Regions from separate parts of the Homo sapiens genome. Here region 2 is linked to region 1. The links are chromatin contacts, found by Hi-C or POLR2A ChIA-PET in ENCODE. All regions are on one chromosome and are shown on one strand. The core of a region is the stretch at or near the end of the contact, and the rest is flanking DNA. Distances in the headings are between cores, read along the strand shown. Region 1 holds the start of ADGRE5 (adhesion G protein-coupled receptor E5). Region 2 holds the start of ADGRL1 (adhesion G protein-coupled receptor L1).

Region 1 (5,997 bases), core at 1,280-3,779:
AGCAGACTCTATCTCTAACATAAAGTAAAATAAAATAAAATAAAATAAAAAAGTGTCGATGATCACTATGAAGGGGTGTAGGGACAATCCCTGGCATCAGGAAGCGCCTCCTGCCTCCCTGAGATTCTGCAGACACCAGCTGTCTGACGTGCCCATCTGATCTGCAGAGAAGGGACGTTGAGCCCTGGGGTTCTAGCTGGAGTTTCTGACTTTCTGAGAAAAAAAGGGCAAAATCCCTCCAGAGCTGGTCTGGCCCTCTCTCCTTCCAGCTTCTGCTGGTGTTCATTCCCCTCCCCCACAGCCCAGGCCACCCCCACAGGAGCCCAGGACAGGAAGGGGTAAATTCTAGGACTGGGGATGTTTGATTATTCCCAGGACAATAGTTCTGTGACTTCAGTGATTAGTGACTTTTTTTCCCCATCGCTGCAATCTCCCCCTTTGAACAATTGAACTATATTTTGCTTAGCATTCATCACTTCTGCATCTTGAATTTATTCATGTAACAAGGAGACTTGATTTCGGCATCCTCACTGAAAAACCCTCCTCATTGCCCCAAATAGTAGGGAAACCTAAAAATAAATGTGAATATAAGGAACTCAAAACCAAGTCCTTGAATTCTGGCTGGACACAGACGCCTGCTAAGCCTCAGGGTCACGGAGGCGCTAAAGACATGTTAGTGCCCAGTAGAGACTTTCCCCTGGGCTCATTGTAGGGACTCTGGGGCTGGGCTGCCCGCCTATGGATCTTCTCAGCTGGGTAGGTCACTTGTGCCTCAGTTTCCTCCTCTGTCAAATGGGAATGACAACATCATTGCAGATGTTTTGAGGAGTAAATGAGTTAAAATAGATTAAAAAAAAAACAAACTTATGACCAGGCCTGGTGCAGACTAAGTGCTCTATAAATAATAGCATTTTCTTGGCAGCATAGCGAGAGCTTGTCTTAAAAAAAAAAAAAAAAAAACTTAAGAAAAAACTAGCCAGGCGTGATGGTGCACAGCTGCAGTCCCAGCTCCTCAGGAGGCTGAGGCAGGAGGATCCTTTGAGCCCTGGAGTTTGAGGCTGCAGTGAGCTGTGATGGTGCCACTGCACTCCAGCCTGGGTGACAGAGTAAGATCTCTTAAAAATATATATAGCGTTTGTTTGTTTGTTTTTAGACAGTTTCACTCTTGTTGCCCAGGCTTGAGTGCAAGGGCACAATCTCAGCTCACCACAACCTCCGCCTCCTGGGTTCTATCAGTCCTCCTGCCTCAGCCTCCCAAGTAGCTGGGATTACAGGCATGTGCCGCCACACCCGGCTAATTTTGTATTTTTAGTAGAGACAGGGTTTCTCCATGTTGGTCAGGCTGAGTCTCGAACTCCCGACCTCAGGTGATCCACCCACCTCAGACTCCCAAAGTGCTGGGATTACAGGTGTGAGCCACCGCACCCAGCCAAAAAATAGCGTTTTAAAAAATTATGAGGTAGCTCAAGAGACAAGCTAATCATGTGATTTATCCAGAAAGGAAAGAACCCTCCTATCACATGATTCTCTGTTGATTAACGAAGAGGCCTCTGAAATATAAGTTTCCCACAGGGGGAAACTGGCTTAGAAAGATCAGAAAGATCCAGGAGGTCTGCTCTGTGCGGTGAAGCTTCTCTTCTTGGCACCTGCCTGGCATCGGAAGAGGGCCCCTTCTCCCTCCCTGGGCTTTTATGTGGACACTGTAATGCCTCAGTTTTCTTTCTTTCTTTTTGTTTTTGACACAGGATCTCACTCTATCACCCAAGCTGGAGTGCAGTGGCACCATCATAGCTCACTGCAGCCTCAAACTCCCCAGCTCGGGTGATTCTCCCCGCCTCAGCCTCCTGAGTAGTAGTAGCTGGGACTACAGATGTCTGCCACCAGCCTGGATTATTTATTTATTTATTTTGTAGAAACAAGAGTTTCGCCATGTTGCCCAGGCTGGTGTCAAACTCCTGAGCTCAAGCGATCCTCCTGCCTCGGCCTCCCAGAGTGCTGAGATCACAGGTGCGAGCCTCTGCACCCGACCTGTTTCCTCATCTGGAAAATGGCAGGGAAACGTTCTGCCAGCTGGGACGCAGGCTCTGCCAACTCTGGCATGCCAAAGCTCTGGGCACAGGGCGAGTCCCACCAGCGTGGGCGTCCAGAGCTATTTCTGACAAGACCCCTTTGCGCCTGCCCAGGGAAGAGCCAAGTGGCCCCAGGCAAGACCGCCCCGCCCGGCTGCCACACCTTCCCCTCAGAGCAGCCAGCCCCAACACAGAGGCCAAAGGGTTCGTCAGAGCCACATGGTGGAAACTCTAGCAGAGGGTTTTTGAAAGCAGGTTGCACTTCATTCTTACTGAGTGCACGTGTGTGTGTGTGTGTGTGTGTGTGTGTGTGTGTGTGTGTATGCAGCGCCCCTGGGTCTGTGTTTTTATTGCACTTTCCTGCTGGCTTCCAGCTGCACCGCCAGTTCCGGGGAGGGCCCTGGGCCAGCGGCTGTCCGCCCCCCCTCCTTCATAAAGTCCTGGCCTCGGGACAGCCTGCACAGCTGCCTAGCCTGTGGAGACGGGACAGCCCTGTCCCACTCACTCTTTCCCCTGCCGCTCCTGCCGGCAGCTCCAACCATGGGAGGCCGCGTCTTTCTCGGTAAGTACTTTGGGGCCCCGCTGGGAGGGGCGAGGAAGCTCCAGCGGGACCCCTTGGCTGCGTCTGAGAAACGGGAGGCGCCGCTGGTGTCTGTGGGGCCTGCGATAGAGGAAGCCACATGGTCAAGCAGGCACTCACGGGCACACGGCGAGAGGGGCTGGTGGTGCTTGGGCACCCCCACACCCCGGCAGGAACTCCAGGGTGCTCTTGGAGCCTGCTACCCTGCCTGGAGGGATCCTCAAGCTTTCTACTGGAGCCAGTCTGGCATCTGCTCCCTAAGAGGGGAAACTGAGGCACGGGGGAAGGAAAGGGGCAAAAAGTGAGTGCTGGGACCCTGAGAGCCGCTGTGCTTAATATAACGCATAGAAGGACATGGGCGGGGGTGGGGAAGCTAGAAGCCAGGACTTCTCCACTGCAAGGTACCCCCAATTTGTCCCTCGCAGTCTCAGCAGCAGGGGCAGCCCCCAGAGACCCCAGTTCTTGCTCCCCGCAGACCTGGCTGGGGCTCAGCTGCGGATCGAAGGGACTTTGCCTGGTTCTGGGTTTGAATTTGATTTTTGTTGTGACTTCCTGGGACTCCCTTTCCCGCCCCACCCAAGGTGACTGTAACGGTTATCAGGGTAGCTCGTTGCCTAAGCAACGGGGCAACAAAGAGAGTGAAGAAATGACATTTGGGGCAAAAACCAGAACTTCCTGGACCACAGGGACACAGCTTCCCTGGGCCAGCCCCAAGTGGCAGGTGTCAGCTCAGCACCCCGCCTTGGCTTGAGAGTGAGAGACAAGAGCCCACCTTGGGTTTCTTGGGGGCACACTTGTTGGGGGCAGTTGCCAAGACCTGGCTTCCCAAGGGTTCCACGCCCTGGCTGTCTGTGTCACCAGGGCCAAGTCAGAGAGCCTCTGCGCCTCACTTTTCTCATCTATAAAATGGAGCACAACCCGTCTCCGTCTTAGATTGTTTTAAGGGATGAGTGAGTTAGGACACAAACTATTCCTGGTTCACAGTAAGAATTAGGTAAACAGCATTTTAAAAGTGTTGGCTGGGCACAGTGGCTCACACCTGCAATCCCAGCACTTTGAGAGGCCGAGGCAGGTGGATCTCTTGAGCCCAGGGACTGGAGACTAGCCTGGGCAACACATCGAGACGTTGTCTCTACCAAAAACAAATTTTTTTTTTTTTTTTTGAGACAAAGTCTCGCTCTTGTCGCTCAGGCTGGAGTGCAATGGTGCAATCTCGGCTCACTGCAACCTCCGCCTCCTGGGTTCAAGCGATTCTCCTGCCTCGCCCCCATCCACCCCGAGTAGCTGGGATTATAGGTGCCTGCCACCATGCCCGGCTAGTTTTTTGTTTTAGTTTTTGTGTTTGTATTTTTAGTAGAGACGGGGTTTCACCATGATGGCCAGGCTGGTCTCAAACTCCTGACCTCAGGTGATTCACCCGCCTCCGCCTCCCAAAGTGCTGGGATTACAGGCATGAGCCACCGCGCCCAGCCAAAAAAAATTTTTTTTAATTAGTCGGGCTTGGTGGTGTGCGCCTGTAGTCCTAGTGGCTCAGGAGGCTGAGGTGGGAGGATCCCTTGAGCCCAGGAGGTTGAAGCTGCAGTGAGCTGTGTTTGCACCACTGCACTCCAGCCTGGGTGACAGAGCAAGATCCTATCTCAAAAAATAAATTAATAATAAGGCCGGGTGCAGTGGCTCACACCTGTAATCCCAGCACTTTGGTAGGCCCAGGCCAGCAGATCACCAGAGGTCAGGAGTTCGAGACCAGCCTGGCCAACATGGTGAAACTCTGTCTTTACTAAAAATACAAAAATTACCTGGGTGTGGTGGCGGGCGCCTGTAATCCCAGCTACTCGGGAGCCTGAGGTAGGAGAGTCTCTTGAACCTGGGAGGTGGAGGTTGCAGTGAGCTGAGATCACGCCACTGCACTCCAGCCTGGGTGACAGTGAGACCCTGTCTCAAAATAAATGAATAAATAATAAATTATGATGATTATTAAATTCTGGTAAGACACTAGTGGGTCTGGGGAATTGTCTCGGGGTCCTTAGGAGGAAGCCTAAAGAAGGGGTGACTGCCCCACCACCCCCCACCCCAGGATCTCAATGCAGGAAACTGACTACTTAGGGCTCAGCCCAGAGAATGCAAACCAGAAGGAACTCAAACCAGAACAGCAGCTTCTCTCCCGGCTTCTGTTTGGGCAACTTCCAAGGCCCCAGATGGAGGCAGCTGGGCCCTGTAGCCTCACGGTGGGAGTAGAGAACCCAGCTCAGCCCATGCAGAGGGGATGGGGCACAAAGGAACCCTGCCCAGGGCCCTGAGGACCTCAATCCCTCAATTCCTCCTTCCCCAACCTCTTCTGTTTATTGGATTCCTCCTGATCCTTTTCTGGGCTCCAAGCCTCAGTTTCTCTATCTGTAGAATGGGCATCAACACAGCCCCTGCCTCCTAGAGTGGTTCTGAGCTTTAAAGGAGTTACCTGGGGCTTTGGGAGTTAGAGATGAATCTGCCTAGATCCTGTCCTGCCAGGGGAGGTCATTTTGTGGTCTGTTCTGCAAAGAGGAACTGGGTTCTGGCCGAGGGAGGAACTAGCCAAGCCTTGTGGCCAGAGAGGAGGAAGAGGGGAATCCTGACAGAAGTGGGGAGTACGGGCTTGGGCTGGGGGGTTTCGGCCTTGGTTTAACCCAGCTGGAAGGAGTGTGGAGGTGGGAGTGGGGATCTCTGCCTTCCACCCACCTAAGGGGTACTAAATTTGAACACAGTGGCTGAGTGGTCCGGGGACCTCCAATCTGCACCCCAAACACCCGCCCTCTGAAGCTGTGCTCATAACAGACCCCAAAATTCCCCTGGAAGCCCCTCCAGGGTTGAATTGGGGCAAATGAGTGGTGAGTCATTCCTTCCCTTAGGCCCAGGAAGTGACTCATGCCCAGCCGTTGTCCTGGTCCCCATCCCTCTGCCCGACACCCCCCTTCAGGTCTCCCTGGATTATTGGGGTCCCCAGTATTCCCAGATCGGCAGGGACTGGACGTCCCCTCCCAGCCCGCCCCAGGCCCCACCTGCCGCTCATATCCCAACGCCCTCCGTTCCCCTGCCCTTCCCCTCTGTTTCCATCCACCCTCCTTTCTCATGGTTTTCTTTCTTCCTCACTGTTTATCTCTCTGTCTCTCTGTTCTCTCTGTCCCATCTCCTCCTGTTTCCCCTTCTGCTCTTTATGGGCCCCTTGTTTCTCTCTCCACCTCTCTCTATCACCATGTAATTTCTGTCTCTCTGTCTGTCTCTATCTCTCCGTGTCTCTGTCTCCTCTGTCTTATATTTCTCTAGCTGTCTTCTTTCTCCTCTCTGTCTCCCTCTCTCTCTCCAGCTTGTCTCCTT
Region 2 (6,119 bases), core at 807-3,306, 180 kb before region 1:
TTAATGGGCAAGTCAGTTCTGAACGGCATGGCAGACAAATTGCTAGTTAGGAAAATCACGGATAATTTTCTCGATATGATAATGAAGGTTGTAATCCTTCTCTTATTCTCCCTGTTTTCATCCTACTTTTAAGTAATAAATTTGGCATTAGTGGGAGGGGAGCAGGGAGGAAGGAGAAGTCACCTGCCCCCCAAAGCTGGGGCCTGACAGGGACCCACGCAGAGTCCCCTGCCGGGGGCAGACAGGAGAAGAGAATGAGGGGTGTGGACCCTCCGTGGGGTTGATCAATTCAGGGGGCCAGGCCCTGGAGAGCAGGTGGAGGGCACGGAGCTTTCAGGCTGTGAGCCAGGGTGAAGGAGTGGGGTCTGGGGTCAGGTTAGACTCATGCCAGCCCTTGGGGTGTTGGAGAGAGAAGCAGAAACCAATGGTCTGTCCCCAAACAGCATGGAGGTCAACGGCCCGGAATAGACATTCACCCTCAGGTGTGCCCCACTGGATCCGACCTCCTCTAAGCAGTGACTCCCTACCAGGATAAGGGAGCCGGGCAAGCAGAGAGGGGAAGAGAGAAAGACAGAGAGAGATAGAGAAAGACAGAGAGAGTGAGAGAGAGAGAGAGAGAGAGAGAGAGACAGACAGAGAGAGAGAGAGCGCGCGAGCCAGCCATCTTGGCAGCCATTTTGAACCCCTCCCCCTCCTGCCCCCAGGCACACATGTTGGGAAGTGGGATGTGGGAAGACAGACCCCAGCTCTGAGTCCGGTGGAAGCCAGGCGGAAGGGGGGGCCCTGCCTGGAACTGGGATACAGAAACACCCACGCAGCTGGCATGGCTGGGGGTGGATGGGGGTTGGAACAGGAAGAAAGGGTCCAGGCAGGTACAGTGAGGTGTTGGCCAGGGATGGGGCAGTGTGAGGACCCGGACTGGAAGTGTAGAGACAGGGGTGTGTGTAGCCAGCGGCTGTCTTCAGATGGGGGCCAGGGGTGCACTGGAGAGATACCTGGGAGGGCATTTTCTGGACACGGCTGGAGCAAACACAGCATCCCCCCACCCCACCACTTCAGGCCTGGACTCGGGTCCCAGGACCGTCAGATGGGAGGATGACAACCAAACCCTCGCAGCTCAATCCAATGCGCACCTGGGGTGGGGGTGGGGAGCTGTCCTCAAAGCACGAATAATCCGAGTGGATCAAACCTGCCGGCCTCCCGTGCTTTAACCCGGCACCACGGAGAGAAGGTGCTGCCCGGCTGCACCCCCTCCTCCTGACAGCGGCGCCCCCCGGACTGCGGCCGGCTGGACACCCAGACGGACCCCTCCCCATCCCCCGCGCCACTGCCTCCCAGAGAAAAACAACCCCCTCGCCCAGCATCCTGTGGTGCCAGCCCCCGACACGGCTCCTCTGGGGCGCGGGGCCGGCGCGCGGCGCGCACACGCACCCCCTCCGCTCACACCCAGACACCTACACAAACAGGGCGCCAAGCACCCGCGCGCACACGCACCGGGGACACGCAGGCACCGCCGCGCCGCTTCCCCACAAAGGCTGGCGCGCGCGCGGGCACACGCAGCCACGCGCGGGCACACTCGCGGTCCCCTCCCCCCGCCAGGCACCCTGCGGTAGCCCGTCCGCACCCCCGCGCCCCGGGCGCTCCGTGGGGGCCGCCCCTCCCAGGCCCCTCGCCAGTGGGGGTGAGGTGCGGGCTGCCCCCGACGCCCCTCCCGCTCAGGTGCGGTGCCCCGCGCGGCTCCCGTGTCCCCTCCCCCCTCGCGGCCAGGACAGGCCCCGGCCTCCCATCCTTCCCGCCTCCCCTCTTCCACGCGCCCCGCACACCTGGCCCAGGTGCGGCTTCGCCCCTCGCCCTGGGCCCGCAGACACTCACCTGTCCAGCGCCTCTCTGGGGTCGGCCCAGCGTGTCTCTCCTGCGGCTCGGCGAACCCGGGCCCCCCGCCCGGCACATCTCCCGGAGCCGGGGCTGGGGGGAAGCGGGTAGGAGGTGGCGGGACGAGGGCGGCCTCCGTGTCCCTTCCTTCCCCTGGCCCAGCACCGCCGCCGACCAAAAATTAGGAAAAAAAAAAAAAAAGAAAAGAAAAGAAAAAAAAGAGGCGGATTACACGGATCCAAAGGCGGCCCCCTCGCGGCGGCGGAGGCTCGGGACTGGGGGCGATCGGGTCTGCGCCCCTCCCGGGGAGGGAGGCGGTGGGGCGGGGGCGGCGTCAGAGCGCCGGGGGCTGGGGCGAGGCGGAGCGCCCCGAGGCGGCGCCGGCAGCGGCCCGCATCTCCCCCGCAGCTCCGCGGCCCCGACGGAGGCGGCACGTGTGCGCCCAGGCGACTTCCCAGCCCCCTCCGACGCCGGCGGTGGACGAGGGGTTAACGGGGCAGCCGGGGCGCCCCTGCAGGCCCCCGCCGCCCGGCGGCGCCGCTCCGGGGCCCGCGCGGCCCCATCAGCCGGGGCCTCCTCGGCAGACGGCGGGGCGGGGGCACCGCAGCGCCGACAGCTCCCGCGCCGACGGCTCGGGCTCCCCGCAGTGGCCGCGGGGAGCTCGGGTTGGGGGCGGGCGGCGCGGAGCTGGCGGAGGGGGGCGGCGCGGCTGGAGGCGGGTGCCGCGGCGTCGCGCCCCCGGTGCGGCCGGAGGGGGGGCGCCGGGCCGGGCCCGTGGGCACCGCAGGACGCGCGGACCGAGCCGGCGCCGGGCACCAGCAATGACAAGCCGCCTGCTCGCCCCGCTCCCCGGCGCACCCGCTCCGGGAGGGGGGCGGTGGGCGCGCGCAAAACCCGGCCCGGAGTCGCCGCCCGGGACTGGCCGCCGCAACCCGCTTGAGCGCCCCAGGAGCCGGCCCGAAAACCCGGGCTGGACTTTCCTTCCTTTCGCCTCCTCTCGCCTCCTCCCTGGAAAAGCAGGGAGAGGGAAAGCGACGTGCTGGAGCCCCGCGTTGGAGCGGGGAGTGGGGGAAGGGAGACAGGCGTAAGGAAGACCCGGAGCGGATTTTCCAGTGAAGTATAAGGAAAGGCGCCGAGCCCGGGGAAGGAGGGCGCAAATGGGGAGATCTGGAAGGGTTGTGCAAAACCCGAGTTGGATTAGATAAAGATGGGAGGAACGGTGTTGGAGCGGGGGGTTGGGGGGTAGATGCGACATGGCCAAATGCACCCGGGGCACGCAAATTTCGGGCCGGATTCTTTCTCGGGAGACGGAGTAATGCGTCAGGCCTAACGCAGTGGAAACAAGCAAGACCCGGCCCGGAACTCCCGGGACCTGGGTTCGCATGGTGGGGGGTTCTGGAAGGGGGATGCTTAGTGGCTGAGGCGACTTGGGCTGCCCTCATCTTCCTGGCAGCGACGTGCAAGGGGGACGGGCAAAAGGAGGACTGGACTCGGGTACGAAGGGATTTGGCGCGCTGGCTGCACCGGAGCGGACAGGTAAAAGCGGTTTCTGGATCCAGGGGCGCTGCGAAGGGAATGCGATGAGGCCGCTACCCTGGGAGACCAGACCTACAATAAAAGGCGAGGGAGGCACGCAAAGCCAGGACTGGAGCGCGGGACGGGATGAGACCCTCAGCAGAAGATCCTGGGCCACCGGGACAGGGGCTTGGAGCTGACCGGGCAGCAGGGGCGGAGGGAAGCGTTAGGGGGAGGTTTGTACCTGTAAACGCCTCAAAGTCTTGCTTTTGGGGAGGGGGTGCGAGGGGAAAAATTGAATTTTATGTTCTCTAAAAGAGTAAAAACCCGGCATGGATTTTCAACACCTAACAACTCCATTGCAGCTGGTGGACTCTAAGAAGTAGGGCAAGAAGCAGGCTTGGGTTCCCAGGCATCAGACCAAGTGAGGCGAGGGGCAGGTTTCGGGTTGAGGCTGCAGAGGGAGCCCCCGCACCCCCTCTCTGGGGTGGGGAAGGCTGTTGGACCCGGCTTGGCTCTCTGGAGAGCGAAAGTTATGACTGCCAAGACCTATAGCTGGGGCTATAAAACTGGGCCCCAAGCCAAAAATAGGCACTTCGGCAGAACAGGCAACTTTGTGCAGGGTGGGGGCTGGAGGGAAATGGAAGTGGGAAGAATCCTGGAGTGGAGGGAACAGGGGGGAGGGGGGGAGTCCCTGAAGCGGGGCTGCTGGCTCCATTTTATGAAAGATGGGAAGACTGATGGCTGGGGAGGGCTTGGAATCCTCAGGGAAGGGAATCCATTCAAGTGAGGCCCAAATGTTAAAGCAGACAGCTCAGAGTTCAAAGTTGGGCTGCATCTTAGCAGCAGGGCAGACAAACCCTGATCTGAGTTTTAGAGGAGGGGGACGGGCTGAGGATGGGGATGGGGGAAACCCCCATTCCCTATATGTCCAGGGAAGAGAGTGCATTGCTAACCATGCGCTTTGCAGAATGAATGAGGAAAGGGAAAAGGGTTCCTGAGTAGGAGTGGTAAATCCACAAAACTTGAGGCATATCTGGATGGGAAAAATGAGTATCTAAGAAAGCCTGAATTGAATATCTGCACGGGAATTAACTTGGCCTCTAAGAATCCCTTCCTAGAAGCACGTCCCTGTGGCTAAACTGGAGGAAGTGCAGGGACACCAGACTTCCAGGCTGCCCGGGTGACCACGCACCACTGCTGTGGCAGCCTGTCACCCTCCACCGCCTTCTACGGACAGCTGTCTCTTCACGACGGGGAAGGGATTCTTGAAAGCCAGAACCTAGGCAAATCTGGCCCCAGAGAACTTCAAAATGGAGGGATGGGTCACTTTCGTTCCTCCTTCATGCCCAGGATTTCATGGCTGCAAAGCTGTCCAGCCTTGAATCTGGGTGGCCAGGTTGGACACCGGGATCTGGGGGACCAAATATAAAGTAGGATTTGGTGAGTGCAAAACGGATCCCATCCATCTGTGGTTGACTGCAGATCCACTGGGTATGGAGGAGGGCATCCCATCTCTCTACGCCTCAATTTCCCAGTTTGAGATATTGACAGCACCAAGTAAGACCCATGAAGGCTTTGAGATGGAGGGCACTCCAGGCAGCCAGCTTTCTATAAACCCAGCAGTACCGAAAAGGGAACAGAACTTGACGCTCAGGAAAAGCTGGTCACCTCCTTGTTCTCCTGCTCCAGGCCTTTGTCCCCACCCCACCCTCCAGCCCTGAGCAGCCCACCCACTTCCCCCTACAGAGCTAGCCTAGGAGGTGGTTCTAACTTGCACTCTCCAGAGGCTACGAGAAGGAGTGGCCTTTACTTACATGAGGGAAAGCAACGACATTCTTTAAGGCACCCTCAGCTCAGTTTGGAAAACCCCAGCCGGAACCCCCCTCACCCCCGCCCCTCGCCCCTTTCTAGACCCTCTAAACCCCACTGGTCCCAGCTGGGATCGGCTCTCCAGCCTCCATCTGATCCATGTCTCCTGGACTTGTGAGCGGCGTGCTCAGGAGGCAAAGAGTGCGGAGGGGCTGGGGGGCGCGTAAAGAGCCCTGGCGCCCCTCAGGCCTTCGGCTGCGCAGCCGCAGTGGAGGCCGCGCCAGCAACCGGGCTCCGGGAACCAAGGCGTCCGCGCGCGCACGCAGACTCGCCCGCGCGCCGCGTGCCCCGCGCTGCCCAGGTCGGTACCCGCGCTTCGGACACCCTGCTCCCAGGGCGCTCCTCGCTTCCAGCCTCCCACTTTGCGCCTTGGGCTCCCCATGAGCCCCGCTCCTGAGACACCCCACGCTCTGTGTATTCCGTCCCACGGGACCTCCACGCCCACGGTGCCACGCGCCTCGAGTACCCCATGTTCTATGAACCCTGCACCTGGACGCCCCATCTTCTGCGCACCCTGTGCTAGAGAACCCGCACGCCCAGGGTGCCCTATGCCTAGGGCACCCTGTGCTCTCCTGCGTATCTGGGACTCCACATTTTGTACGCCTAGCACCTCCAGCATCCCAGCGTCAGACACAGCTGGGCTCGCCTGTGCCTTGTCTGTCCCCTCTCTGTGCCTTCCATGTATTGCGCCCACTGCCTCGGTTGGGCCCCCAGCCTCACAGTCCTGAAGGCTCTGCTTCACCCCAGTGCTCAGCTTCCCTTTGCCTCAGGCCCAGCGCCCTCGTTCCCGGGTGCCCTGCCTCAGGCTCCTGGACAGGTCAGGGCAACGCCAGACAGCCACTGTCCACCAGGCGCCCCCA

What was found. A loop is a pair of places that touch in the nucleus more often than their neighbours do. ChIA-PET counts read pairs that join two places held with the same protein, here RNA polymerase II (POLR2A). Pooled maps may share reads with other maps.
Region 2: a pooled map shows a loop between it and region 1 (2.9-fold over the local background). The contact joins the promoter of ADGRL1 here to the promoter of ADGRE5 in region 1. A Hi-C loop is called at or near these places in 7 of 50 pooled maps. POLR2A ChIA-PET finds 5 or more read pairs at or near these places in 8 of 52 experiments (CD4-positive, alpha-beta T cell, CD4-positive, alpha-beta memory T cell, Caco-2 and 4 more).

What each region holds. Positions count from the first base shown.
Region 1 is chr19:14,378,915-14,384,911 of GRCh38, forward strand. ADGRE5 (adhesion G protein-coupled receptor E5) reads left to right here and starts at 2,530. Exons shown (of 20, transcript NM_078481.4): 1 at 2,530-2,631. The coding sequence starts at 2,610. RefSeq lists a silencer at 3,879-4,018.
Region 2 is chr19:14,204,113-14,210,231 of GRCh38, forward strand. ADGRL1 (adhesion G protein-coupled receptor L1) reads right to left here and starts at 2,057. Exons shown (of 23, transcript NM_014921.5): 1 at 1,873-2,057. RefSeq lists silencers at 2,671-2,730, 2,751-2,850 and an enhancer at 5,513-6,012.